7 separate regions of the Mus musculus genome follow, and all the other regions are linked to region 1. The links are chromatin loops, found by intact Hi-C in ENCODE. Cell type or tissue: heart. All regions are shown on one strand. Region 1 holds the start of Sdk1 (sidekick cell adhesion molecule 1). Region 2 overlaps Gm30804 (a long non-coding RNA gene). Region 3 overlaps Sdk1 (sidekick cell adhesion molecule 1). Region 4 overlaps Sdk1 (sidekick cell adhesion molecule 1). Region 5 has its middle 5.8 kb from the start of Gm30804. Region 6 has its middle 29 kb from the start of Gm38730. Region 7 has its middle 44 kb from the start of Gm30998.

The links. A loop is a pair of places that touch in the nucleus more often than their neighbours do. Peaks named below come from ENCODE experiments on the same cell type or tissue, not always from the same donor. Only the 100,000 strongest peaks of a DNase experiment are listed, where the experiment ranks them.
Region 2: a loop joins it to region 1, with 5 times the contacts of the local background. A loop is called at or near these places in 4 of 42 quality-filtered maps.
Region 3: a loop joins it to region 1, with 2.1 times the contacts of the local background. A loop is called at or near these places in 2 of 42 quality-filtered maps.
Region 4: a loop joins it to region 1, with 2.0 times the contacts of the local background. A loop is called at or near these places in 2 of 42 quality-filtered maps.
Region 5: a loop joins it to region 1, with 2.8 times the contacts of the local background. A loop is called at or near these places in 3 of 42 quality-filtered maps.
Region 6: a loop joins it to region 1, with 2.8 times the contacts of the local background. A loop is called at or near these places in 3 of 42 quality-filtered maps.
Region 7: it touches region 1 in a loop (12-fold over the local background); 14 of 42 quality-filtered maps call a loop at or near these places.

The regions. Positions count from the first base shown.
Region 1 is chr5:141,238,894-141,242,893 of GRCm38, reverse strand. Sdk1 (sidekick cell adhesion molecule 1) reads right to left here and starts at 1,360. Exons shown (of 45, transcript NM_177879.5): 1 at 802-1,360. The coding sequence starts at 1,045. In heart, CTCF peaks have their summits at 1,370 and 1,576; DNase peaks (open chromatin) are centred at 1,513 and 3,273; H3K4me3 peaks cover 3,195 bases; H3K27ac peaks cover 2,346 bases; H3K27me3 peaks cover 775 bases.
Region 2 is chr5:140,867,075-140,871,074 of GRCm38, reverse strand. Gm30804 (a long non-coding RNA gene) reads right to left here. Exons shown (of 4, transcript XR_377172.3): 3 at 1,349-1,453. Among named protein-coding and RNA genes, the nearest start is that of Gm52831, 16 kb to the right of the region's middle. In heart, a CTCF peak has its summit at 1,852 (motif pointing left); no DNase peak of the experiment used is centred here; H3K27me3 peaks cover 482 bases.
Region 3 is chr5:142,208,104-142,212,103 of GRCm38, reverse strand. It overlaps Sdk1 (sidekick cell adhesion molecule 1), which reads right to left. Exons shown (of 45, transcript NM_177879.5): 45 at 1-183. Among named protein-coding and RNA genes, the nearest start is that of Gm52792, 75 kb to the right of the region's middle. In heart, a CTCF peak has its summit at 1,978 (motif pointing right); no DNase peak of the experiment used is centred here.
Region 4 is chr5:141,908,819-141,912,818 of GRCm38, reverse strand. All of the region lies in intron 5 of Sdk1 (sidekick cell adhesion molecule 1), which reads right to left. Among named protein-coding and RNA genes, the nearest start is that of Gm52792, 220 kb to the left of the region's middle. In heart, a CTCF peak has its summit at 1,653 (motif pointing right); no DNase peak of the experiment used is centred here.
Region 5 is chr5:140,845,049-140,849,048 of GRCm38, reverse strand. No RefSeq gene overlaps it. Among named protein-coding and RNA genes, the nearest start is that of Gm30804, 5.8 kb to the left of the region's middle. In heart, a CTCF peak has its summit at 1,681 (motif pointing left); no DNase peak of the experiment used is centred here.
Region 6 is chr5:141,091,685-141,095,684 of GRCm38, reverse strand. No RefSeq gene overlaps it. Among named protein-coding and RNA genes, the nearest start is that of Gm38730, 29 kb to the right of the region's middle. In heart, a CTCF peak has its summit at 1,851 (motif pointing left); no DNase peak of the experiment used is centred here; H3K27me3 peaks cover 1,486 bases.
Region 7 is chr5:142,317,660-142,321,659 of GRCm38, reverse strand. No RefSeq gene overlaps it. Among named protein-coding and RNA genes, the nearest start is that of Gm30998, 44 kb to the left of the region's middle. In heart, CTCF peaks have their summits at 1,952 and 2,159 (motif pointing right); a DNase peak (open chromatin) is centred at 2,159.

The DNA.
Region 1 (4,000 bases):
ACTCCAGTGTGCACCTCCACAGCCCAGCCAAGGGGTATGCATCCATAGTTCACCCCAGAGGTGTCACCCCAAGACTGTGTAACTCTCTATAGCTCAGCCCTGAGGTATCTACCTGCAAAGTCACCTCAGTGATGTCCACCCCTAATATAGTTCACCCCAAAGGTGTCACCCCAAGACTTTGCAGCCCTGAAACTCAGTCCAAAGGTATCCACTCATAACATAGCCCATCCCAGATGGTGCCCACAAAGTATACCACAGGGTGTCACCCCTCAAGCTCAGCTCATAGGTGTCCACTTGCAAAGTCACCTCAGAGATGTCCAGTCATAATGCATACCAAGTGGTGCCCACAAAATTCACCCAAAGGTGTCACCCAAGATTGTGTACCCCTAAACCTCAGCCCAGAAGTATATTACTTGCAAAGTCACCTCAGGGGTTTCCACTCATATAGTACATCCCAAAGGTGTGACCCTAAGACTACACAGCCCTGAAACTCAGCCCAGATATACCCACTCACAACATAGTCTATCCCAGGTAGCACCCACAAAGTACACTGCGGGTTGTCACCCCAAGATTGTGCACCCCTGAAGCCCAGCCCATAGGTGTCCACTTGCAAAGTCACCTCAGAGATGTCCACTCATAATACAGACCAGGTGGAGCCCACAAAGTCCACCCCTGGGGTGTCACCTCTGGCGGCGCGCGCTTCAGGAGTCCACCCCGGGACTGCGCACCCCTAAAGCCCACCCCGGGAGGCACCCACAAAGTCCACCTCGGGGGTGTCTCGGCGGTCAGGCCCGCACCTACCTTGCGCCAGCGCCCGCAGCAAGTGCAGCTGGAGCAACAGCAGCGCCCACCACCCGCGGCCCGGCCTCAACTTTGCCGCCCGCCGGCCCGCGCCCGGCCCGGGGGTCCTGGGCGCTGCGCGCAGCCCTGGGCACTCGGGGTCGCAGTGGTGACCGGTCCGGCTCCTCCGCGGCCGCCCGGGCCCCGCTCGCTCAGGGGGCGCCGCGACTCCGCCGCCCGCCACCGAGGGCCGGGCGCGGGCCATGCCGCGGAGCCGCCACCCCCGGGCGCCGCGGGACGGGCAGGGCGGGCGGGAGCGCGCAGACCCGCTGAGGCAGCGGCGAGCGCCGAGGGGCGGCGTCCGGGCTCCGATGAGCAGCGAGCCGGGTCGAGGAGAAGTTGTCAGCGAGCGAGGAAATGCCCAGCACGTCGCCCCCGCTCCTCGCAGCCGCACAGCGCCGGCCCCGCAGCGCTCTGTGAGGGGAGCTGAGCAGAACGCCTCTGCCGCCGCCTCTGCCGCCGCCGCCCCCGCCCGGCGCTGAGGAGAAAGTGCGCCCGCCCGCGCGCCGGCTCTCGCCTCGGCCGCCGCGACCGCCGCGCCCCATTCACAGCCCGGCCGCACGCGCCGCCCGCGCCCGCCACCCGCATCTGATTGGCCGAGCCCGGCGGCTCTCGCGCCTGGGACCCGCCCCCACGGCGCTCGCTTGTTTTCAAACTCGCCGCGCCCGCCCGCTTGCAATTTCGTGCCCGGGCCCAGAGCGACTTCCCGCGCCCGCTGCGCCCCCTAGGGACCCGCGGCGGGGATTGCAGCCGGCGCGCCGTCTCGGCACGCGCTTCCCCGGCGGGCTTGTCTGCGGGGCGTGCTCAGGCGGGGCGGTGCCTGCTCCCTTGCCGGGAGACCCCAGGGGCTGAGCTGCACGTCCCGCGGGTGGGACGACACCAGGTGTGGCGGCCCCCTGGCACCGCAGTCCCTACTGAGCCCGAGGGACTAGGGATCGGAGGGCCAGTGGGCACGCCCCTCCATGCGTCCCGGGAGCCTTCCTGCTTCCAGCCAGGGACTCTGATGCTGGGGTGGTTCCGAGCCAAGTTGCTGTCATTGCAAAGGAGAAAGGCGCGCGATCGAGTTTTCAATTCCCAGCAATCAGAAGCACCGTGGGGCGCAAAGACGCAACCTATTCTGAGGAGTGGACATGGCTTTGGAAGAAGTGTCCAAGGTCATGCGTGGCCAGCAGGACCACAGTACAGGGTACTTCCCGCTGTGCGTGGGAGGATTTGGAGGAAGGACCTGCAGCGTCAAGGATCGGACATCCCAGGGCCTGGGGAGTCTGCAGGGGTGGAGAGGTCGGGATGGGCGCGGACCCTCAGCAGCATGTGGTAACCATTAGCTGAGTTTATAGGGTGAACTAAGCACGCTGGAGCCTAGAGGCTGGGACTTTTGTGAGAGGGAAACTGGAGAGAGAGGCGGGTAACAGTCCAGTCTTGCGTTTTTAGGAGTTATCGGAGAGCTTGTGATGGAGTTTGAGTGAGGTCATATATGACTAGAAGGCCAAAGAGACAGCGAGTGTGCCCTGCCAGGGGCTGGCTCCCTAGGAAGTGTGTTGTGTCAGCTTACAAGTACTTGTGATTGATGATTGTCCCTGCTAACAAAAAGCCCCAGGCAAGGGGCTGAGACTCGTGAGTTAGCGCTAATTCCTGTTTGCAGAGTCCCTGTACTGAGCTGCCTCTTGACACATCTGCCTGTGTTAACAGTTAAGGAAAAGTGGGGAAACTGACGCCCAGATAAAATTGGTGGGTTATGAGCTCTATCTGAAGACCCAGTCTCTGCCTTTTGCCCTTTCCTACACATGCTATGAAAAAGCAAAGGAATAAAAACTGCATCTAAAATATTCACTGTTCTCTGGGGCGGGGGAGGGGGGGTGCGGGGGGAGGCAGGGCTTCTAAATGGGCAATGGTTGCTAGGTAAAAGAAGTGTCCCCTCAGCGATGGCACCCCGAGAACAAGTGGATTCTGGCAGGAGTGGAGGAAGGTGGTATTTGTAAATTTCTGTTGCCAACTATGTGGATTTCTACAAGCTTACAGGCTTATGTAAATGCCAAGAGAACGATAAATGAGCAATGTCTGCTGTGCTAGGGGGTGGGGCACGACGCGGGGACACTGGACTCTGGGAGGGTCCAGGCAGCATCACCTCCCCCACCAAACTGCTGTCACTGGTGTTTACAAACGTGAAGTGACCTCTAAGGTCAAGGGTGCAAATCTTGCCCTCTCCTCCTTTAAGCACCCCTGCCTTGCTCAGAGATGGAGGGTGGAGTGGGGGCAGGGGCAGGGCGAGGTTGAGTATGTACCTGCGAAGCAGTTTTATCTGACCTGGTGGGCTAGCGCTGCTCTTCCAAGTTGTGAAATTTGGGCAAACTGCTGATTAAGTTTCTGGAAAAAAAGTTGGGACTAACTCCCATCTCACAAGTCTGTTGCAAGAAAATGACCTAATCCGCACTCAGTAAGAGCTCATCGCTCTCCCTGGCCTTCTCCCTTCCCCTGGTCCCCTGTGGCAGTGCTTGTCAAGAAACACCCTTGCTCCACCAGTTTCCTGTAGCTCAGCTTTCCCTATTACCTATAATATCTATCTTTATACCCTTATGACAAGGGCACCAATGGGACTTAAGCAGCTTCTTGACTTCTGCATACTCCAGAAATGTCCACAGCTTTTTTTTTTCCTGTGATTTAGCTTGCAGTTAGCAGAAAGCTTCATGCAAACTTGCTTGCAAATGAGAAAAGGAAGTCAGGGTATGGTCGGTTTATGGGAGATCAAGATAGAAGGCATTGCTGCTACAGAGAAGGTCTGGGGACCCCTCAGGGAAATGTTCTATTCCAGTATCATCCTGGGAAAGTAAGGCTCTATTACAGCCTCCATCCTATAGTGGAAGAAATGAAGCCAGAAGGGTTTAATACAAGCAAACCAGCTGTGCTGAAGTCAGAGCAAGAATCTGGCTCTCCAGAGTCCTCCTCTAAGTCTTTTCCCTGCCAGCCTGTATGCCTTTTACAGGACCCATTAGTCACTATCTGGAAGTGTGCTTGGATGATAAGTAGTCTTGCCCCCACCCCACCCCAGTAATAACAATACAGAGAGAAGCCAGGTATGGTAGTACAGACCTATAATCCCAACACTTGGGAGATTGAGCAAGAAGATCACAAGAGGCTAGGGAGGTGTCTCAGTGGGGAAGAG
Region 2 (4,000 bases), 370 kb after region 1:
GCAGAATACATGCTGCCTAGTGAGCCCCAAGGATCCCTGGGATGGAGAGCCCAAGATACCATCCCTGGTTTGTTGATGTGGATTCTGGGGATTGAACTCAGGTCCCCAAGCTTGTCATGCAAGTACTTTACCAAGTGAGCCACCTACCAACCCAATTTTGAGTAATGAATCTCTGGGAATCGGAGCCATGAAAGCCAGTCAAAATGTGTGTGTGTGTGTGTGTGTGTGTGTGTGTGTGTGTGTGTGTGTGTGTGAGTGATGGCGCGTGCTTGGAGACAAGAGGACGGATTGCAAAAGTCTCTCTTCTCTCTTTCCACCATGTAGTTCTCAGGGACCAAAATCATGTCTGTCAGGCTTGATGGCCAGCGACTTTGTCTGCTAGATCATCTCACTGAGACTTTATTCTCAGGGCCTCACTGCTGACCCTGCCTGTGGCTCCACTATTCGCACTGCAGGGGAGACTCCTCCTGAATCTCTACCCGTCCTCCCTGCAAACACAGGAGCATGTATCAAGTGGCCAAATTCTACAAGGCCAGGGTGCAGGGTCAGTGCACCCAAGATCAGACCAACATGCCTAACCCACTCAGAGAAAAAGGCCAACGTCTGGTGTTTGCAAACCTTCCAAGCAACACTCTAGGACCTGTTGCTGGCAACCTGAGACTTGCAGCTAGACTAAAACTAAAGAGTCAGGGCCAGGATCCTTTCTGCTATCTTACAAAGGGACCCTGGCCCTGGGCATGTTTGGCAACCTACACAGTTAGTGCTACAGATCCCACAACCAAAACTGGAGCCCAGGGGGTTGGGGGTGTGGCTCAGTTGATATGGTTGCTTGTCTGAAATCCCAGCACTCAGGGGGTGGAGGTGGGAGGATCAGATGTTTAAAGGCACGTCCTGGACTTTATGAGACCCTCTCTAATAAGTGAGTTAAGTAAAAATCGTAAACAGACCTTGAAGAACTGGGTGTGTGGCTCAGTGGATAGAATGTTTGCTTTACATACATGAGTCACTAAGTTTGATCTCCAACACCACACACACACATCTGGAGCCTTGGATACGTAGCCCAGAACTCACCTCTGAAAAAGCTCACACCATCCTGTCCCTAGAGACCCTGGCTTCTCCAAATGAGCAAATGCACAGGCCATGCATTTTCCATGGATCGGGATGAAGGGCGCTGCGGTGTGAACAGCTGGGTAGCCCTGGTTCTCTAATGCCAGACCCCTTGGCTGCATTTGTCCCTCCCTGGATTGAGGAAGACACCCAAAAGGAGGGAACACCAGCTCTCCTGAGGCCAAAGTCAGTCCCAACCGTGTACCCAGCCCAACAGAGGTACTGGAGCCACCTCACGTACCTGGCATTGAAGTTTTCAGAACTTGGTTCTGCTGCGTTTGGAGCTGAGCTTAATGAGCTGTGTCCCTCAAGGGAGGTGCTTTGTGAAATCCGCCCTGGGCAGCTCCTGCTGGTGCAGACGGAAAGCAGAGCCATAAACTAGGGAGGAGGCATACCCAGTGCCCACAGACCTGGAGATGGGAGCTGACTTGGGGGCCAGGTGTCGGGAAAACCCTCAGGTGGCTGATGGAGGAAACACTTGTTCGATTCCTGTGTCTGTCAGTCTGGTCTCAGTCCTTCATACTTGACTGAAACTACCATCCATGTGGCATTTTTCAAGGTCTCTCTTTTCTTTTGCTTTCTTTTTGGTGGGGAGAGAGACAGAGACAGAGACAGAGACAGAGACAGAGACAGAGACAGAGACAGAGACAGAGACAGAGACAGAGACAGAGACAGGGAGCGAGCACATAGGAGCAAGTGATCAAGCTAGGAAGGCTTCTAGCACCCTCTAGTGGTGGGAATGGCATCACTGTGCCCTCTGTGTATCTAGTTATATATATGTGCTTATTTAGGTATGTGTACATATGAGGCTGTTAAGTGTTTACATGCATGTTCCAGCACATGCATGTGTATGCACATGTGAGTATATGAACATGCGGTGTGGGTGCACATGCATATGTGTATTCTAGTATGTGTGTGTGGCTGTAGATACTCATGTTCATTCATGTTAAGTGCTAGGGGTCAGATCTGGGGGTGAGGGTCGGGGGACACATGTGAGCACAGTCCCACCATGAATGCCTGGATATCCTCCTAACTGTTCTCCAGAGACCTCAACACTCCATGCTGTGGTAGCCAGCTTTCCCCTGAGCTGAGTGTCCCCCTCAGACCACTGATCTGCCTTCCAGTCAGAAAGGTGGAAGTCAGGAAATGGGGACACAAGGAGAACCTTGATTCCCTTACCCAGAGCTCTACAATCCTAGATGCCCTAATCCACAGACACATGGCATTGTCTGGTCACCCCATAGTTTGCTTGAGTAGAGCAAACAATATAAGCAGTAGGTCAGCCCCTCTACTCCCCACCCTTTGCCACCCCACCCTACCCCAAAGCCATTCCTCAAAATCCTACTGTAGTAGTTTGGATGGAAAAGGCGGCCATAGGCTAATAGGGAGTGACACTATTTGAAAGGATTAGGGTGTGTGACTTTGTTGGAGGAAGTGTGTCACTGGGGATGGGCTTTGAGGTTTCAGAAGTTCAAGCCAAGCCCAGTGTCTCTGTTTTCCTGCTACCTGCTGGTCTAGATGTGGAACTCTCAGCTCCTTCTCCAACACCACGTCTGCCTGCATTCTACCATGCTTCCTGCCATGATGATAATGGACTGGACCACTGAACTGTAAGCCAGCCCCAATTACATGTTTGCCTTTAGAAGAGTTGCTGTGGTCATGGTCAATAGAAACCCTAAGTAAGACAAGGGTGGTCTGTGTGGAGGGAAGAGCACTGATAGACCCTGAGGGGTCTCTCAAGATGGACTCTAGAGTCCCTGGCTGCTCCTGATTGATTATACCATGTACATAGTTCCAGTGGGCCTCTGGGTTTCCAGCTGTAAAATGGGCTCAACATTATGAAACTAGATCATAGCACTGCACATTTTACTGTAGTGTGCACATTACAACAAGTTTGTATCTTCATTAAATGGGGAAAAATAGCCAATCAAATGTGACTTTCTCAGTCAGCAAGGAAAGAGAAAACACAGAGGTGTGACACATGGGGAGGGGCACCCCCATAACATTTGTCACAATCTATTTTGTTACAAAACTCAAGGGAAAGAGCTGGGGATCTAGCCCATAGGTAAGGCACTTGTCACGCAAGCATGAGGACCAGAGTTTTGTCCTCTGAAAGCCCACATGAAAGCAAGGCAGGCATGACATAATCCAGCTTTTGGGAGGTGGAGACAGGAAAAGCACCTGAGCAAGATGGCTAGCAACTGTTCAATCAGCAAGCTCTGGGTTTGATTGAGAGACCCTGCTTCTGTAGATAAAGGAAGGTTGGTCACAGAGATGCTCTCAATGTCAGCCTTCGGCCTCTACATGCACACACACACACATGTCCATGTGCACCCACACACTTACCATTCATATATGCAGATATATGTACCGAGGAAGAATCTGCATAGAAAGTATTAGAATTCTATAGAGCTGGAAGCCAGGAACAACACAGGTTCATTCTACACCTCTGCAGGTTTTTGTGTGTTTGAACGGATTCATGCAGAGACAGTACAGCCAGGTAGGGTGGTGCACACCTATTATCCAAGTATTTTGTGGGCGAGGCAAGAGAACCAGGAGTTCCTGGGCTTGGATAGCAAGACCATGCTTAAAAATAATAGATAGATAGATAGATAGATAGATAGATAGATAGATAGATAGACAATTGATAGATAGATAGATAGATAGACAATAGATAGATAGTGTATTAGTCAGGGTTCTCTAGAGTCACAGAACTTACGGATAGTCTCTAGTTAGTAAAGGAATTTATTGATAACTTACAGTCGGCAGCCCAATTCCTTACAATTGTTCAGTCGCAGCTGTGAATGGAAATCCAAGGATCTAGCAGTTACTCAGTCTCACACGGCAAGCAGGCGAAGGAGCAAGAGCAAGAGCTAGACTCCCTTCTTCCAAT
Region 3 (4,000 bases), 970 kb before region 1:
GCTCTGTGTGGTGATGACCGTGTGCAGGTGTGGGCCGGCTTCTGCCCCTGCCACCGCCTCGTACCTATGTGGTGCTGCGGCAGGGGGACGCCGCTTCCAAGAGTTGTAGTAGGTGGGGTCGCTCATGTAGTGGTTGACGAAGGAGTGCTTGGGCAGGGCTTCCTCATAGTCTGAGTCAGAGGCCTGAGGACGAGACAGATGGACAGTGTGAGCCCCAATGAGAGAGGGAGAAAGGGGGGGGTGATCTGGAAACAGGGATACACCCGTTAGTCACCCAAGATGGGGGTGGCCTGAGGGTTACCTGTTTTTGGCATTCTCCTGTAAGCTCAGGACAGGCCTATGCTATACCCCACCCTGGGAGATGGCTACAGAGTCCCCACAGAGTCCATAATTGCTAATGTTAATGATGGTGGAAAGAGTCACAGTCTGGTGCTGTGTCACCTATGGTAGTTGGAATGCAAATGTCCCCATAGGTACATTTTTTTGAGCAACTGTTCCCCAGTTGGTGGCGCTGTTTGGGGGTGAGGTTTAGGAGGTGTGGCATTGTTGGAGGCTTCGAGAGTTCCAGGCCCTGTCTCACTCTGTGTATCTCTCTCTCTCTCTCTCTCTGTGCCTGTGGTTCTAGGTGTGGCACTCAGCTTCCTGCTCCAGCTGCCATGCCCGCCTGCTGTCATGCCTTCCCACCAGCATGGTGATGGATTCTATCCCTTTGGAACCATAAGCCTTAATAAACCCTTCCTTCTATGCGTTGCCTTGGCCTCAGTGTTTTGTCACAGCGATAGGACAGGAAAGTAACCAATGCACAGATTGGGCTCCCTTCACTGAGGGGAAAGGAACCCTTGGCTTCAATGGAGAAAAGAATTTTGGGGGTGAGCCAGTGTACTGGCTGGTTTTGTGTGTCAGCTTGACACAACGGGAGTTATCACAGAGAAAGGAGCTTCAGGTGAGGAAAGGCCTCCATGAGATCCAGCTGTGGGGCATTTTCTCAATTAGTGATCAAGTGGGGAAAGGCCCCTTGTGGGTGGTGCCATCCCTGGGCTGGTAGTCTTGGTTCTATAAGAGAGCAAGCTGAGCAAGCCAGGGGAGGCAAGCCAGTAAGTAGCATCCCTCCATGGCCTCTGCATCAGCTCCTGCTTCCTGACCTGCTTGAGTTCCAGGCCTGACTTCCTTTGGTGATGAGCAGCAACATGGAAGTGTAAGATGAATAAACCCTTTCTTCCCCAATTTGCTTCTTGGTCATGATGTTTTGTCCGAAACCCTGACTAAGACAGCCAGTGAGAAGCAGAGTTGGAGTTTGTTTTAGTTTTATTTATTTTTGTGTGGTGTGTTTGCATGTGTGTGGGTTTACATATCCATCTGCTCACATGTGGAAGGCAAGGAAAGATGTTGAAGATGTCTTCTGGTTTTCTGTTCACCGTATTATTTTGAGACAGGGTGGATCTAAAACCTGCCATTTCTCCTTGGCTGGCTGGCCTGCAGGTCAGTAGGATCTGTGTGTCTCTGCCTCGGGATGGGCCTGCTGGCAGTTCAGCTTTTATGTGGGTAAAGTTTAGACTTAGGTCTTCTTGATTTCACAGCAGAAACAATTGGGAAAATGCCTTACAGCTGGATCTCATGGAGACATTTCCTCACCTGAAGCTCGTTTCTCAGTGATAACTCCAGCCTGTGTCAAACTGACACACATAACCAGCCAGTACACTGGCTCACCCCTGAAATTCTTTTCTGCATTGAAGCCAAGGGTTCCTACATGGCTGCTCTTCCAGAAGACTGGAGTCCCATTGCCAGGACCCACAAAGCTACTCACAGTCATCTATGACTCAATCCCTAGGGACTCTGACACCCATTTCTGACCTCTATGGGTGCTTCATGTCCATGGATACAGACATACATGGTATACAGCCATACACATACAAATTAAAAGATTCATTTTTAATTTGCACACATGTATGTCTATGTGTTTGTGAATGTGTACATGCAGTTTCTGTGGAATCCAGAAGAGGGAAGCAGAACTCTCTGGAAGGAGAGTTAGAGGTGGCTGTGAGCTGCTTGGTGCCAGGAACTAAATGTTGGTCTTCAGTAAAAACAGCATATGCTTTTAACCTGAGCCATTTCTCCAGACCCTTAAAAGATATTTGTTCATTCATCAGAAATACTAGGATTAAGAGAAAGACTTGGGGGGGGGGAGGGACAAGACACCCCGAGAGCATGCTGCTGCAGGTGTGGGCTTCTCCAGAGGAATTGACTTTCTGCATCTCTACAATCCCCATGCATGCCATTCTGGAGGGGCTTAATGCTGTTATCTTCAAAGGGTTGCTAAAAAAGATAATGAGGTCACAGGTGGGTTCCTAGCAGCACCTGATAGAACTTCACCTGACAGGGTAAATGTAGCTCAAGGGGGTGGGGCATCTTTTTTGAAATTCTCGGAAATGCCTGGGAGAGAAATGAGGCCCCACCTGAGATCATACGCATGCAGACTTCAAGCTGGTTCACTGCCGTTTAATATAACATATCTTTATATGGAAGGAATGTTGTCTCTATGTCCACATGCTTCACTGTAAATGTCAATCATTCTGGACTCCTCCATTCAGGGGTGGGAGGCTTCAGGCAGACTGCAGCGTTGGAAGGTGTGCCTTCCTTTTGGTCCTCTTTCTCTCCTGCCTCAGGGCATACACTTATGAGGGACTGGGGATGCTCCTGGCCTTGTTTGTTTGTTTGTTTGTTTGTTTGTTTGTTTGAGACAGGGTTTCTCTGTGTAGCCCTGGCTGTCCTGGAACTCACTCTGTAGACCAGGCTAGCCTGGAACTCAGAAATCCGCCTGTCTCTGCCTCCCAAGTGCTGGGATTAAAGGCGTGTGCCACCACCGCCCAGCTCCTGGCCTTTGATCTGCAAGACCAAGGTGTGAGCTGCCAAGAGGGAGCCACCCTCTGTGGCCTCTTGCCATAGATTCACACTGTGTCCAGAGAGGCTTAGAGTCTGCAGCAGTGCAAGCTACTGGGACAAGCCAATGCCTGCATCTTCCTCTGCTGTAGTGCCGAGACCCCAAGCATCCTCCACTGCAGCCCCTAGAGCTCCACTGAGCTCCCGGAGATGCTGAGGATTTGAGGGTCTCAGTTCATTTTGTACAATATGCCAGTAGCACGGGTTAGAAGTGTTCAGTTAGCTCTCCCTCCCTCCCTCCCTCCCTCCCTCCCTCCCTCTCTCTCTTCCTTCTGCTTTTTGAGAACAATTTCACCATGAAATGCAGGCTGGCCTCTCTCTTGAGATTTCCATCCTCTTGCCTCCGCCTTTCAGCTTCTGGGATAAAAGGTGTGAGCCAAAGCAATGTCTGGCTTAGTCTATGCATTTTTCTGAAATTAAGTAAAATTATTTTCTCCTCTTTGTGTTGTCACGAGAAAGATCACTGAAGGAGATGGAGGCTGGAGTGGGTTTTAGTGAGTCTTCAGTGAGCTCCCGGTAGAATACCCTATCCTTGTAAACACGCCTTTGGCTTCCAAGCAGAGACCCTGGGAAGACCTGTGTCTGGCAGGCTGGTTCAGGTGCCAAGAGGCTTCCTAGACCCCCGGAGCCCTGGCATGCTCCTCATTGCTTCTGATGGAGGGTATGCAAAGCCACAGCCACATTAGCTATGCCCCACAGCTCTGTCCCCCCAGAGGCAACTACAGCTTTGTCAGGAAGCAGGCATGGGTGCCCTGCTGTGAGACAGGGCTTCTCACAGCAATACAACAGACAGCTGCTATTCCTCACCTGAGAGTCTCACCAGTCTGAGTGAATGACCCACACCAGTGCCTTGCTGTTGCTAAGGGAGTTGTATTCTGGGATTCAGAGATGCTTCTGGAACTGTAAGAGCCTGCACAGCCCCTGGGATAGAGGAGGCCCTAGGATGTGCAGGGCAGATCCAGAGGCTCCTGGGAACTTTTGGATACAAATAGAAATGGGATTCTTTTTTTTTTCCCCACTATGTTCATAGCAGCCTTATTTATAATAGCCAGAAGCTGGAAAG
Region 4 (4,000 bases), 670 kb before region 1:
CGAAATTGAAGTTATTTTCCCTTGCTGCAGCCCCACTGTTCGGCTCACCGGCCAGAAATTACAGCAATTGAAGCTGAAGGGAAATTCATAGTCTGGTTAGGAGGAAACTTGCTTAGGAAGCCACAGAGCCAGCCACCATGCCTGGGATGGCTCCATTTGGAAGACTTTGCTGGACAAGGGTAAAATAAAGTAGTTTTCTATTTCATACCATCCCCCACTGCCCAAGTCAGGCAAAAAAAGCCTAACAGGCCCAAAGGGATCAGGACGTGAGGAGGTCAGGACTCGAGGAGGTCAGATTCTTGAGGTTTCCGTTTGTAGTGGAGAGGAACCCCATGAGCCAACCAGAGCCCCGCAAGTTAGAAATCTAGAGCCAAATAAAACCCCTCATTTGCATATTTAGTGATTCATAAAATTAACTGCCAACAGGCTGTAGTACTCAGAGCTGAAGAAGTTTTTTATCAATCGCTGTAGTTTCCTTTCTTGTGTATCCCCCACCTTACACACACACACACACACACACACATACACACACACACATACACACACACACATGCTCACTCCAACAGGCTGGCAGACATTTCCTTGGAGCCCTTTTATGAGAATCAATTTATTTTGATTTTTAGATTTTAATTTAGTTCTCTCTCTCTCTCTCTGTCTCTCTGTGTGTGTATGTGTGTATGTTGTCTGTGAGTGTCCATGAGTGTGCTTTCCCACATGTGTGTACACATGTGGGCGCCAGAGATAAATGCCAGGTGCTCTCCTCTATTCTTGGCACTTAATTAATTAATAACTTATTTACTTATTGAATAAGATCTCTCACTCAACCCAGGCCTCACCACTTTGGTTAGACTGGTTGAACAGGGAGCCCCTGAAGATCTGCCTGTCTCCGATCACCTCCCTCCCAGAATACGCTGGAATTATACAAAGTGCCATACATGTTCAGCTTTTACAGGGGAATTTGGGATTGAACTCAGGTTCTCATGCTTGCATAGCAAGCACTTTCTCCACTGGGCTATCTCCCCTGCTGCTTTTCTCTTATCTTGTTTCTCTTTTTCTTTTTTTCTTTTTTTTTCTTTTTTTTTTTTTTTTGGTTTTTTCAAGACAGGGTTTTTCTGTATAGCCCCCTGGCTGTCCTGAAACTCACTTTGTAGACCAGGCTGGCCTCAAACTCAGAAATCTGCCTGCCTCTGCCTCCCAAGTGCTGGGATTAAAGGTGTGCACCACCACGCCCGGCTTATCTTGTTTTTCTATTACATTCCTAGGAGGCCAAACCTAGAGCCTTATAAAAATTGCTCAGGCTGGCCTTGAACTCACTTTATGACCTAGGCAAGGCCCTGAATTTGCAATTCTGTTTTAGCCTCTGAGGAGCTAAGACTGCAGGCCTGTACCATTGGGCTGGGCTGGATAATCAAGTTCCTAAAAATTTTATATTTGGGGAGGGCAAAGTCACAAAATCTTAGAGGGTTTTTACCCGACCCACTACAAAGCATTTCTGAGCAATGAACAGTAAGAAGACAACTGGGATGTTCAATCAAATCCCTGCAGCTATATATATATATATATATCCTTTCCAGAATGGTCCCAGGAATGGAAGAGGGGCTCGTTTTCTGAGCCCAGGACAAGGCATGTTGGCATTTGGATGGAGTCGAGATTCTGTCCTCCTTGACTCTAGGGGGTGCTGTAAGGCCGAATCTTCTTTGTTACAATGTGGCAGACAGCTGCTTAAGGCTACAGAAAACTGTAGGATCAGCCTCTTGGATGCTTATTATCCCGACTTTCCACTCCTGAAAAGAGTAAGTCTTGCACTCGGGTGACACGGTGGCAAGGGGTCTAGTTTGTTTCTGCTTGTCCTCTTGCTCCTGCGCCCATCACCATATATCTCTGGGAATTAGGTGGGCCATTGTCCTTGAAGAGGGCCAGAACAAACGAGACTGTGGAGGGAGCCAGGGCACAGGGATGTTTTCCGAGATGAAGAATGGGAACTCAGAGCAGAGCAGGAATGTCCCCTTCTGCTTTCTCCTCTCTTTTCGTGAGAAGTCACTATTTCAGAATTACCCTTGGGTGTCACAACAGAGGAACAAACAAATCAGGATATCTTAAGAGAAGAAAAATATTTCTTTTCCTGTCTGCCCTGACTTCCTTTAAATGAATAAAGTCAGTCCCAGAGCGCAAGAACAGAGCACTCTGCTAAAACAAGACATTTCCTGATATGACCCAAGGTTATCTATTTAGACCAACCAGTTCTCTACTGAGTCTGCAGTGACGCAAGGAGGGAGATAGATATAAAATGTCAACACAATCTCATTTATATTTTGGTCTGAAATACACACCAGCCATAAATCTAAGGGTAGTGACAGACACAGAATTAAGTGCATAAAAACAGTTACGAGATTTCCTAAGACGCATACTTAACACACGCCCATAAACACTGTCAAGAGGGGAGAACATGACTGACAGAAACATAGCCAGGTACTTCTCATCTTTCTCCTATTGCTCTCTTTCTCCCTCCTCTCCCTCCCTCCCTCTTCCCTTTTTCTCTCCCTCCTTCCCATCCCCTCTGTTGCATGTGGGTACACTTGCCTATGTGTGTGTATGTGTGGGCCACAGGTGATGTCAGACATGTCTTCCTTGATCACTTTCCACCTTATTATTCTGAAGCAGTTTCTCTCTGAACCGGGAGTTCACAGTTTGGGCTCGGCCGCCTGGCCAGCAGACTCCAGGGATCCTCCTCAGTGGTAAGGTTACGGGTACACCCCTCTAGGCTTGGCTTGAGTGCTGGGGATCTGAACTTGGTTTCCCATGCTTGTGTTGCAATCCTTTTCCCCACTGAGCCATCTCCCTACCCCATGGGCAGCTTCTTCACATAGACTGGGAGGTAGGGGAATGAAAAATAAAGTCCTACCCAGTTTATGTCATCGCCCAGACACATTGAGAAGCTGGTCAGTATGTGCCTAGTTAAAACGTGGACGGCCAGTAATTGCTTAGCAGATTTGGACCCTGCAATGATTGATTCAAACCCATGGATGCCAGGTGCAGCTAGGATCCCGAGTCTCATGTAGTTTTAAAGCCAGGTGGGTGCTCAGCTTCTGGGAAGGCTGAGTGAATAGTAGGTATGGAGAATTTACAGGAAATCCCAAGGCAATTGTGGCAAATTACCATGGCAGCCCCAAACCTCTCTCCATGCTGCCAAGAAGAGGGTGTCATCTATTTACTTAGAAACTTGACTTAGTCTCTTAATCCATGGGGCAGCCCTTAGATGAGTTGGTAGATGCTCGGTAAGAGACCGAGTGCAGAGGAACAGAGCCAGGCCACTGCATCTTTGGTACCCAGCATAGCCACTGTAGCCAGATAGCAGCTCCAACAAGAGCAAGAATAAATACATAAGGGTCCCACTAGGAATAAACATTTTCAAAGGGTGACATCAGGAAGGACAGGAATGTCCTCAGGTGACACTGAAAAAGAATATTGAGTGGGACAAAGACTGAAGTCCAAAGAGATAACAGTCTCTCTCTCTCTCTCTCTCTCTCTCTCTCTCTCTCTCTCTGTGTGTGTGTGTGTGTGTGTGTGTGTGTGTGTGTAGGCCAGATGTCAACCTTGGCTGTTTCTTAGAAGCTGAGCACCACTCTATTGATAAAGTCTCTTACTGGAGAATTGCTGGTGAGACTGGGATCTACCTGTTTCCATCCCCCCAGCACTAGATTACAGCCCCCCCGTGTTGTATGCATGTGAATGTGTGGGTGTGCATGCCCATGACCACACATTTGGAGATATGACATCCAGGATTTTCCTTGTGGAAGTGCACAAGAGAATAAGAGACTTTATTCTGGTGCCGAATGTGAGCATGGCCTGGGAAAACAGATTCAGGTTTCCTCAAATACCATGCTCCACTATGGAAGTGGTTGTGTGAGATTTTATTAGTTACAGACTCAAGAAAGTCATAAATCAAGCATTTACCAAGCACGGTGCAAGGAGCCACAGTTAGGTGGTTACAGCAAAGTGG
Region 5 (4,000 bases), 390 kb after region 1:
GTCAGAGGACCAGAAAAGGCTTAGACAGCATTCTCAAAGCAGTCTTTGGTCCTAGGCCTGCCTGGCTGAGCCAGGCTTTAAACATAAACAATACAGGGCTGGAGAGATAACTCAGAAGTTAAGAACATTGCCTGCTCTTCCAGGGGTCCTGAGTCAGTTCCCAACAACCACATGGTGCATGGTGGCTCACAACCATCTGTAATGGGATCTGATGCCCTTTTCTGGCATGCAGGTGTACATGAAGATAGAGCACTCAGACATGAAAAACATAAATTACAACACACACACACATACACACACACACACACACACACACACACAAGCAGTACAGTCGAGGGAGAGGCCTAATAGTCACAGAGTACCCAGTTCTCAACCTGGTATTAATAGATACAGTAATGGTGGGCAGTGTCCTCTCTCCTCAGGCTCCCAAGCTTCGGTTTCTCCAGCTGCCCAGTGAAATGGTTTAGTGAAACTAGCTAGGGGGTCTCTAAATTCTGCCGGCTTCGCACGCCATTACAGAGCTTACACAAATGTCCCTCCAGACCTTCCCAGGCCTCAGAGTCCCACCTGTCAGTTCATGGTGGACAGAGACTTGCAAGGGCCAAAGTCACAATCAGTTAGTGGTGTAAAATAAGGATAAGAAGTTAGGTTGTGCCCCTGCCTGGCCTACACTGGGCACAGGCAGGTATGGCCCTGTGATGTGCAGGAAAACAGGAGCGTCAGGACATCCCCAGAGAATAGGTGTTGACTTTATAGCCAAAGAGAGGGCTGAGACATGGACAAAAGGGTTAGTTATAACCACAAATAAAACATAGATAGATAGATAGATAGATAGATAGATAGATAGATAGATAAACTCTGCTTCATTAGGGCAGGGTGTGAGAAAAAAAGGAAGTTCTGGACTTTCCCTGGCTATTGGAATATTTTATTTTATTTTATTTTATTTTATTTTATTTAGTTATTTGATATATATGATGAGTACAATGTAGCTATCTTCAGACACACCAGAAGAGGGCATCAGATCCCATTACAGATGGTTGTGAGCCACCATGTGGTTGTTAGGAATTGAACTCAGGACTTCTGGAAGAACAATCAGTGCTCTTAACCTCTGAGCCATCTCTCCAACCCTGTTGGAATATATTCTAGATTTCAGTTATATCGGCTGGAGGCTGGATAGGACAACCTAGCCTGAGAAATACCTGGAGGGGGCTCCTGAGGCTTGAAGCCTGAATTGTAAGCTAAGCCCTAGCACAAGTAGCTGGACTAGGCCCCTGGGAGAGATGGGGATGGGACAGGTTTGCTCCCCCAGAGCCAGCTGAGGACTACTGTTCAATCTGGGAGGTTTGCTGATGTTGATGAATGGCCCTGTGCAGCTGGTCTTTCAGGAGGCCTAGGCCGAATCTGATGGGTGGTGGCTGGATGATGCCAGAGAGTCTCAGCCTCATTGTTCCCCACTTATACAGAGAGAGAGGTGGGGGTAGACTCTGTAGCGTTCTCATCTACAGCTGTCTAGCCCAGTGCTTAAGATGCTGGTCACACCTGTCAGGTTCTGGGGGAGCAAACCTAGGTAGGTGCTAATGAGAACAAACAGCAGGCTGCAAGCAGAACTCAGAAAAGATTTCTCCCAGTGCCCAGGACACAACAGAGCTTAGCAGTTTCTGTGTGTGGCGTGAGCGACCTCTGGTGGTTATAAATAGAATTTCAACCAGCGACTCCCCAACTCCTCCAAGGTTCTCTAGGGGAAAGTTGGGCCACCAGTGAGGGGAGCAGGAATTTCGCTGGTGCCTGAGGACCTGGCAAGGATGCCTAGGTGTGAGACCACATCCTCTCCCAGTCAGAAGGCTATTCATTCATTTACTCATTCATTCCTCCAGCATTTACTGAGTGCCCAGCATGAGGGATAGCTGGAAGAACATCATGACAGAACGTGCACCTAAGAGAGAATGGGAAATGAGTGTGTACATAGTAGGTACTTTTTCAGGATGGCAAGATGATCAGTAAGTACAGACTCCTCCTGCCAAGCCTGAAGACCTGAGATTAATCCCTAAGACATACATGGTCAAAGAACAGAACAAACTCCCAAAAGTTGTCCTCTGACATCCACATGAGCTCTGGAGCACGTGAACGCAGATCTACACATGCAGACAGTGTTTTATTGTCAGAAAGATGATACTCTCAAGCCTGGCATGGTGGCAGAACTGTGTAACCTCAGCACTCTGGGGACTGAGGCAGGAGGATCATGAATCAACTAAACCAAAAATGTCCAGGCCTCAGGAAAGGGACAAGAAGCCTGGACTGGAAAGGACAAGGAGACGAGGCTCAAAGGCAAGTGAGTCACCATCTGAGAAAGGGAAACCATTTGCTATGTGTCCCACAGAGATCAAAGTGGCAAACACATGGTATATTCATCCCTGGGCCCTGAAACATCTCAGTGCCCAGCCAGCATTGCCAGGAACAGGCCGTCCCCTCTGCCCAGGTCACTTGCAGCCCCAGCATGGGTAGGATCTGCTGGCCTCCATCCCCAGCTCTGCCCAGAGGCCTGGTTCTCAGAATACTCCACTGGTTCATGGAAACAACCCAGTATCAGCTCTTCTGAACAAGAGGACCTGGATTTTCACCATCTCCCAGTGTACAGCGATGCTTCCGGGCACTGCCTCAAGTGGGTGTCACGTTCTCGACGTCACCAGTTGTCACCATCTCACGGGACTAGGAAAGAGCTCGAGTACAACCTGTTCCTACGACTAGTTGGTGGCAGAGATCAGGGAGACCAGGGAATACTTGATTCCCTGTGATGTCACCATGTGTGTGATGTGGCCTTAACCTCAAGGCAGAGATTCATAGTAGACAGATATTCTGCACAGCAGCAAGTTAACTGTTGACTGAAAAAAGAAAAAGTAAAATACAACTTTGCTGTTAGAAAACCGCACAGAAGCTAAACCTGGAAGTGCAGGCTTAATTACTATTCCAGCTACATCTAAGGTAGGAGGATTACAAACATCTTCCTGGGCTGCACAGTGAGTTCAAAGCCACCCCAGACCACTACATGAGACCCTAACTCAAAGCTTTAAAGCGAAGGCTGGCATGATGCCTTAGTGTGTAAAGGTACATGCCACCAAGCTGATGATCTAAATTAGATCCTAGAAGCTACATGGGAGATGGAGAAGACCAACTCCTGAAAGCTGTCTGCTGATGTCCATATGCATGCTGTGAGTGCTCTCCCCACCCCTAAATAAATATTGAAAACTAAAATGAAGAGCTAGTGAGATGAAAGATGCTTGCTGCTAAGTCTAACAAATTGGATTTGACTCCTGGATCCCAAATAGCAAAAGAAAGGATCGACTCTCACAAGCTGTACTCTCACTTCCATAGACATGCCCTCCCTACATACACACACACACACACACACACACACACACACACACACACACACACACACACACCATTAATTAATTAGTAAAGCTAAAAAGTTGAAAGAAAACTGGAAATGTAGCTCAATGGTAGAGCTCCTGCCTAGAATCCCCCAGTGAGGGACTGGGGTGTGGCTCAGTGGTAGAGCACCTGCCTAGAATCCCCCAGTGAGGGGCTGGGGTGTGGCTCAGTGGGAGAACCCCTGCCTAGAATCTCCCAGTGATGGGCTGGGGGCGTGGCTCAGTGGTAGAGCACCTGCCTAGAATCCCCCAGTGAGGGGCTGGGGTGTGGCTCAGTGGTAGAGTCCTTAGTTAGAAAGTACACAAGCCAGCATCACAAAAAGAGACAGACGGACAGACAAAAGCTTTGGGGTTTTGTTGTGTTTTTTATTTTTTGTTTATTTTTTGTTTGTTTGTTTGTTTTCTGCACTGTAACTTAATTGGTCCTTGCTGGTGCAACTTCCTGGAGGCAATGTTCAAGGGTCTGGGTTTGAAGGCCTGGCTGTCTGCATTGGAATCCTGGCTCTACCAACTGCTAGCTGTGGGCTCTCTCTCTAGCACATGACCAAACCTCGATGTTTTCCTGTTTCTCA
Region 6 (4,000 bases), 150 kb after region 1:
ATCTTATATCTTGGGTATCCTAGGTTTGGGGCTAATATCCACTTATCAGTGAGTACATATTGTGTGAGTTCCTTTGTGATTGGGTTACTTCACTCAGGATGATGCCCTCCAGGTCCATCCATTTGCCTAGGAATTTCATAAATTCATTCTTTTTAATAGCTGAGTAGTACTCCATTGTGTAGATGTACCACATTTTCTGTATCCATTCCTCTGTTGAGGGGCATCTGGGTTCTTTCCAGCTTCTGGCTATTATAAATAAGGCTGCTATGAACATAGTGGAGCATGTGTCCTTCTTACCAGTTGGGGCATCTTCTGGATATATGCCCAGGAGAGGTATTGCTGGATCCTCCGGTAGTACTATGTCCAATTTTCTGAGGAACCTCCAGACTGACTTCCAGAGTGGTTGTACAAGCCTGCAATCCCACCAACAATGGAGGAGTGTTCCTCTTTCTCCACATCCACGCCAGCATCTACTGTCACCTGAATTTTTGATCTTAGCCATTCTGACTGGTGTGAGGTGGAATCTCAGGGTTGTTTTGATTTGCATTTCCCTGATGATTAAGGATGTTGAACATTTTTTCAGGTGCTTCTCTGCCATTCGGTATTCCTCAGGTGAGAATTCTTTGTTCAGTTCTGAGCCCCATTTTTTAATGGGGTTATTTGATTGAGATGAAAGGATGGACCATGTAGAGACTGCCATATCCAGGGATCCACCCCATAATCAGCATCCAAACGCTGACACCATTGCATATACTAGCAAGATTTTATCGAAAGGACCCAGATGTAGCTGTCTCTTGTGAGACTATGCCGGGGCCTAGCAAACACAGAAGTGGATGCTCACAGTCAGCTAATGGATGGATCACAGGGCTCCCAATGGAGGAGCTAGAGAAAGAACCCAAGGAGCTAAAGGGATCTGCAACCCTATAGGTGGAACAACATTATGAACTAACCAGTACCCCGGAGCTCTTGACTCTAGCTGCATATGTATCAAAAGATGGCCTAGTCGGCCATCACTGGAAAGAGAGGCCCATTGGACTTGCAAACTTTATATGCCCCAGTACAGGGGAACGCCAAGGCCAAAAAGGGGGAGTGGGTGGGTATGGGAGTGGGGGTGGGTGGGTATGGGTGACTTTTGGTATAGCATTGGAAATGTAAATGAGCTAAATACCTAATAAAAAATGAAAAAAAAAAAAAACCAAGAATCCAGCACTAGCCCTCCAAAACCAGGAAGTTCGTACTGGGACAAGCAAACTGGACTGTCCCCTCTGAAATGCTCACTTGCATTGCTAAGAGAAGGGAAGTTGTCCCACTCTCAGCCCTCACATAGATGCTCTAAGCCCTTGAGCAGGGCTCCTGTGTCCTGAGTTACTCTCAGTCTTCTCCTGCAGGTAAAGACAAGAGTCCTGTTACCTCAGGGGACCTCAATTGCCTCCCGTTGGAGGCATTAGAAATGAGATACACTAAATGAGCTATGGGGCACGGCTCAGTTAGTGGGGTGCTTGTCTAGCATGGGGAAGCCCTAGGCTCCATCCCCATCAGAGTGTGTAGCACTGCCTGCCTTCTTATGTGTGTACTTGGGATCTGAACTCATGTCCTCAAACTTGCAAGCTGAGCACTTTACCAGCTGAAACATCCCCTCTGCCCTGGTAGCCTTTAATGACTTCTAATAGATCAACTTCCAGGTCACATTGCAAAGAAAGAATCTAGGGATAACAAAGTAAGCTTGGGTGAGACACCAAGTCAATATTACCTCGGAGAATCTTCTTATCAACCCATCCTGGAGAAACGTACACACCCATCCATCTGGCCTAACTCACACACCATCACAATCACTGTGCTATACTGCCCCCTAGGGGAGCCTTGGGTGGCAACGATGACCTTCCAAAGATAGAAGAGTCCTGAGCTCCCACAGAGCTTCAACAATTTCCAAACACAGCCGAATATTCAGATTTATGTTTCCTATACTCATGCCAGGATGTCTCTTGAGCCTTTGAAAGCATACCCTAAGCTTGATCTAAAGCCATCTTTCCAAATAAGCACAATCCACCATTAAAGTTAAAACTAGTCACAGCTCCTGACTAGGTTCCAAGATAGTCCTCCTATGCACCTATGCAGCACTGGGAACAGAATTCAGGGCCTTTATGTGCTGAGTCCTTCACTGGGGGATTCTAGGCAGGGGCTCTACCACTGAGCCACGCCCCAGCCCCTCACTGGGGGATTCTAGGCAGGGGCTCTACCACTGAGCCACGCCCCCAGCCCCTCACTGGGGGATTCTAGGCAGGGGCTCTACCACTGAGCCACGCCCCCAGCCCCTCCCTGGGGGATTCTAGGCAGGGGCCTACCACTGAGCCACGCCCCCTAGCCCCTCACTGGGGGATTCTAGGCAGGGGCTCTACCACTGAGCCACACCCCAGCCCCTCACTGGGGGATTCTAGGCAGGGGTTCTACCACTGAGCCACACCCCAGCCCCTCACTGGGGGACTCTAGACAGGTCTCTAAGCTGAAATACATATCCAACCTTCTCTGTCTTTGAAGATGCTGAATTGTTTTGCATGGGTCAACTCCCCCTACATTAGAATAACCAGTTTGTGTGGGGTCTGTTTATCAAATTGTAGGCTGTGGAACAGACTCCCCTAGTGTCCTGCCTGGTCATTCAAGATATGTTCAGATATTCATGCACGATTCACGGGCAAGGCACAGAAAAGCTCTAGAACCCAGGCAGGTGAGAAAAGACAGGGATCTCTCTAGCTCAAGACTGAGATGTCAGATCCGATTTCCTGTGGTGGAAACATTCCTGACTTGGTGCTGATTGATGCAGATGCTACATCAAAACCTTACAATGCACATGTGTCACACACATGCACACGTTCCTATGTGCATAACCACTGTCCACAAGGAAAAATAACTTCCAGGCACTTGACCCCTCCTGTTCCATTCATAATCAACCAGGTCCTCCAGCCTGACAGACTAGATTCTAGCTTCTTTCTTAAAATTGAAAATTTTTAAATCGTATATACCTCTGTGTGGTGTGTGTTTGTGAACATGTGTGTACATGTGCCTATGTGGATTTGCTTGCCCATGTATACACAAGTAGAGGCCACAGGTTGATGTCTTCTGTCTCTGTCGATTTCCATATTGCTGAAACAGAGTTTCTCACTGACCATGGTACTTCTCTGCCACATCAGCTAAGCTGGCCGGCCAGGGAGTCCCCCTGCCTCCACCTCCTCATGCCTAATTTTGTATTCAGATGCTGGAGATCCAGGTCCTCCTGCTTGCACACCGAATGCTTTCTCACTCAGCCATCTCGTCAGCCCCATGAATGGGGCTTTCTAAGGCAGAGCTACGCAATCCTACCGTATTCTGTTTATTTGTTCAATTCCTGTTCAGGGCTGGATATGAGAGGTGAATTGTTTATACTCAAAAAGAAAGAATGGAAGAAAATGGACAGAAAGAAAGAAGAGAGGCAACCAATCACCTTTTATGGCTGCTTTTCAAGAGTTTTGCCAGTCTCGATAAAAATAATAATAATAAATAAAATTCTTATTTTATTTTCACAGGGAAAAGTTCATTTCTATTCTGCTGCCGAGGGAAGGTGTTACTGATTTATTTAAAATAGTTATACCAGATTACAACATTGAGATAGACACGTACGCATTAGCGTTAGCATGAGTGACAGCAAGAGAGAAGCCCACATTGTTTGTTTCTGAACACAAAGTTAGAACCGGCTGCGCCCACAAACGTCCAGCGTCCCCAGCTCCCCTAATGACAGGCACCTGCAGATGAATGGCTTCCTGCTGAAACTTGGCACTTTGGTTCATTTCTGCCATAATTGGCGTGGTAATGCATGCGACTCCTGCTTCAGAGGGAAACGCAGGACACACAATAGCTTTGGGAAGCTTCCCGCTTTCTTCCTGAAACTCAGCAGAGAAATCGAGAGATGGCGAACGCTGGGTCTCACACCTGACAGAGTGGTGGGTTTCTCATAAGGGCAGAGCCCACC
Region 7 (4,000 bases), 1.1 Mb before region 1:
ATTAAGAGATCAATGGGAGCTTATTGATAATCCTGATGGTGGATGCACCTCTTCAGACTTGAGTGCTTGCTGCCCTGTAATCTTGTTTGATCCCCAGATCGGCCCACAAGCTCGTCAAGAGCATTGGACATGTCCTAACCCGATTAGAGATGGAGAAGGACTCAGACAATTTCATTTATCGGAAGAAAGCTGAGAGGGAAGGGGAGGGTTCGGGTTCCTTGGGAAAGGGGGGAGTAAGCTCAGATTCTGCAGCGCTTTCTGGGCACTCTCATCTCCTCTCTGCTTTCCTGAGCTGTGGATGGATGCAGGAGGCAGGAGCTCAGAGGCGGGAGCAACCTGAGAGGCCTCTCATAGATGAGAGGATATGCTGATGTGGAGCGAGCCTGCCTATCTATCTATCTATCTATCTATCTATCTATCTATCTATCATTTATCCAAGGATCACTTATCTCTATAATCAATCTATCCATAAATTTGTCATCTATGTATTTTCTATCCACCTATCATCTATACATATCTATCGTTTGGCTACTATTTATTCATCTGTCATCCGTCTACTTATAATCTACCATCTATCTATAATGTATAGTCTATCATCTATAATCTATCCATCTATCATCAACATCTATCTCTACTCCATGTATGTATCCGTCATCCTTCTCGCCAGCCTGGTCATGGTGTTTCACCACAGCAAAGTAACCCAACTAAGACAGCATACATACTTTCCAATTAAACAATTGATGAAAGCATTTAGGTAAGGTGAATTAGGCAGGAATATTAGGTAGGTAGACCTCCTTCAGCTTCCATTTTGGTCTTCCACAATCCCACCCTAACTCTAACTTCCAAGCCATGCTGCTGTCTACAGTTCTGCTACCTTCTGGAATGCTTTTCCTGACTCTAAATGTTCTTGACCAAACACACCTCACTTTAGTCAACCTTGCCCCAGACCAACTTGTAAGTAATTAGACCAGAAGATCTAGGGCTGTGTTAGCTTTCTGGCACTGCGATTAAAACACCTAGAACAAGAAACGTACAAGGAGGAAAAGTCTATTTTGACTCACAGTTTCAGAGACTTCAGGCCATAGTTGCCTGGCCTTGTTATCCTGGGCTGTGGCGACACAGTACATGGCAGCCAGAGCACATGCTGGAGGAAGTCAGCTCGCCTCACGGCAATTGGGCAACAGAGAGGGAAGGGCGCAGGTGTGTGTGTGTGTGTGTGTGTGTGTGTGTGTGTGTGTGTGTACAGTCCTCCTCAAGGGCATGTTCTCCAATGACCTAACTTTATCCTGTTTGTCCCGAAGTCCTAAAGTTGCCACCAATTCCCAACAGCCTCGTCAGCTGAGGACCAAGCCAGCCTGGGATCTTTCTTTCCTTTTTTTTTTTTTTATTAAAGGATTTATTTATTTATTTATTGGTTTTCTGAGACAGGGTTTCTCTGTGTAGCCCTGGCTGTCCTGGAACTCACTCTGTAGACCAGGCTGGCCTTGAACTCAGAAATCTGCCTGTCTCTGCTTCCCGAGTGCTGGGATTAAAGGCGTGCGCCACCACTGCCCAGCTGGGATCTTTCTTTCCTGATGGTCAGTCGTCACTTGGATTGTTTTAGAGGCAGACATGGATTCCGGGCAGCAATCACCTTGCCTAAGTTGAGGCAGTAGGAAAACACTATAAGTCTCATTCCGATCCAAACCTCACATCTGTCTTCCGATTTGGGGCCATTTTGGGCCGGAAGGAGTAGTGGAGAGGGTGAGACCCGGTGGGATTCCTATGCTTGCTCCCCTGGCTTCCCGAGCAAGTAGCTACAGGCAAAAGTGAGAACGAGAGAATGAGAGGCAAACTCGTGGCTTCTGATGCTGTTCTGTCCTGCCCAGGCCAGTGGAGCAAATAGTTCAATAGTTAAAGTTGCACACTATCCCATTCTCTTTTCTTCCTACTTGAGAGCCCAGTCGTGGCACTGTCTGAGCCTGGCTTCTTGGAGAAGCCAAAGCAAAGACGCACAGAACTGAAGAACGTGAAATTCTAGCCGCAGCATCATCATGGCTAACTGTGTGACCCCAGGAGTGTCACCACCCTCTCTGGACCTCCTTTTCTTTAAGTTTGTGAGGTCATTCCACGGTCTATGGCATGGGCCGAGACGTGAGGCTGGGCAACTGACAAGAAGTGACCACAAGGTGGCAGTAGAAGCCTGAGATTTATTCTGTTGACGACACTTGGCCAGATTTATGTGAAGGGCAGTTTCAGGGGCTAAGGTGTGGGGCCACCACTTAGGGAGAGTTGGGACGCTGGAGGGGCTGGGATCAGAGCAGCCTCTGGCTCACCTCCATGATGTCTCAAGGTAACTTGATCTCTTTGTGGCTAGATGTGCCTTGTGCCTCAAGTACATGAATGGACATTGGGCTCTGTGTGTGTGTATGTGTATTTTGTAAGTTTTTTTGTTTTTTTGAGACAAGGGTTCTCTGTGTAGCCCTGGCTGACCTGGAACTCACACTGTAGATGAGGCTGGCCTTGAACTCACAGAGATCTACCTGCCTCTGTTTCCAGAGTGCTGGGATTAAAGGTGTGTACAACCACCACCTGGCTATTTTGTAAGTTTTAAAAAATAACATACTTAAAAAAATAAGTTAAGACTGTTATGGTAGAGCCTTTAATTCCAGCATTTGGGAGGCCGGAAGAAGAAGAAAAAGAGGAGGAGGAGGGGGAGGAGAAGGAAGAAGAAGAGGAAGATAAGAAGGAAGAGAGCTGGACAACACAATTGTCTTCTGGTCTCTATTTCTCCGGCACACAGCGTGCACACACACACACACACACACACACACACACACAGAGTCTGAGCCAACCATTTTTTTGTTACTGCTGTTGCTAGTCCCTAAACAATGCTGTCTAGCAACCGTTTACACAGACTTGACCTTGCATTAGTCTAAGTAATATAAAGAATACTGCAAGTGCGTGGGAAGATGGACATGGGTTCTCTACAAGCACCATCACATCTATACAGGGCCTACGTATCCACACAATGTTCGCCGAGGGTCCCAGAACTGAAGCTCCAGGCATCCCAAGGGCGACTGTATTACTGGGATTTAAATACATCGAGGAGGATGCATTTGTGGGCGATCTTGAGCTTAGCCAGGCTCAAGGACATCTGCGTAAAGGAACAAATGTCCAAATGATGCTACTTAGAGAGAAGTCCCTAGGCCAGGAAGATGGCTCAGTGGGCAGAGCTCATGTAAAGTCAACATGATAGTGCATACCTGGAATCCCAGCACTTCTAAGGCAAGATGGAAGGTGAAGGAAGGCAAGAGAATTCCTGGAAACATATGGGCAGGGTAGCCTGGTGTACACAGCGGGGCAAACAAGAGACCTGGGCTCCACCAAGGGGCAAGGACATGATTGACAGCTGAGCTTTTCCTCTGACCTCCACTCATGTGTCATGGTAAGCATGCACCCCTACTCACAGGAACACACACACACACACACACACACACAGTGTACACACACAGATAAAAAGTAAAAATAAAATACAGTACCTAAAAAAAACATCCCTTCAAGGGTAAATTTTCCGGTCTTGAAAGTCACTTTAAGATGAAGCAACGTGAGACTTAGTCTGTCCCTCAACGAGGGCAAACAAGCTAAATAGACTTTTCTAAAGTGCTGCTGGGACTCTGTCATTGCTATTCGGCTTGTCACACAGCTCTGTCAAGAAGCCTAAATTTAGATGGTTCCTTGTTCGGAAACCAGGACATTCCGTTTTTGTCCGAAAAGCAATGACACAGAATTGAATCCTGTTCAGTTGCTGTTAATTCATAAGACATTTGGATCCAGCTGAAGAAATAGAGATGTTAATTGCATTGTTATTTATAGTAGCGTAAATTAGAAAAAAAATCTAAGTGGTAAAAAAGGAGAAAATAAACTGTGGTGTAGTTAATCAAGGAATATTATGTGAACATTAAGAAGGATGGTCAGGCCGGGCATGCCTTTAATCCCAGCACTTGGGAGGCAGAGGCAG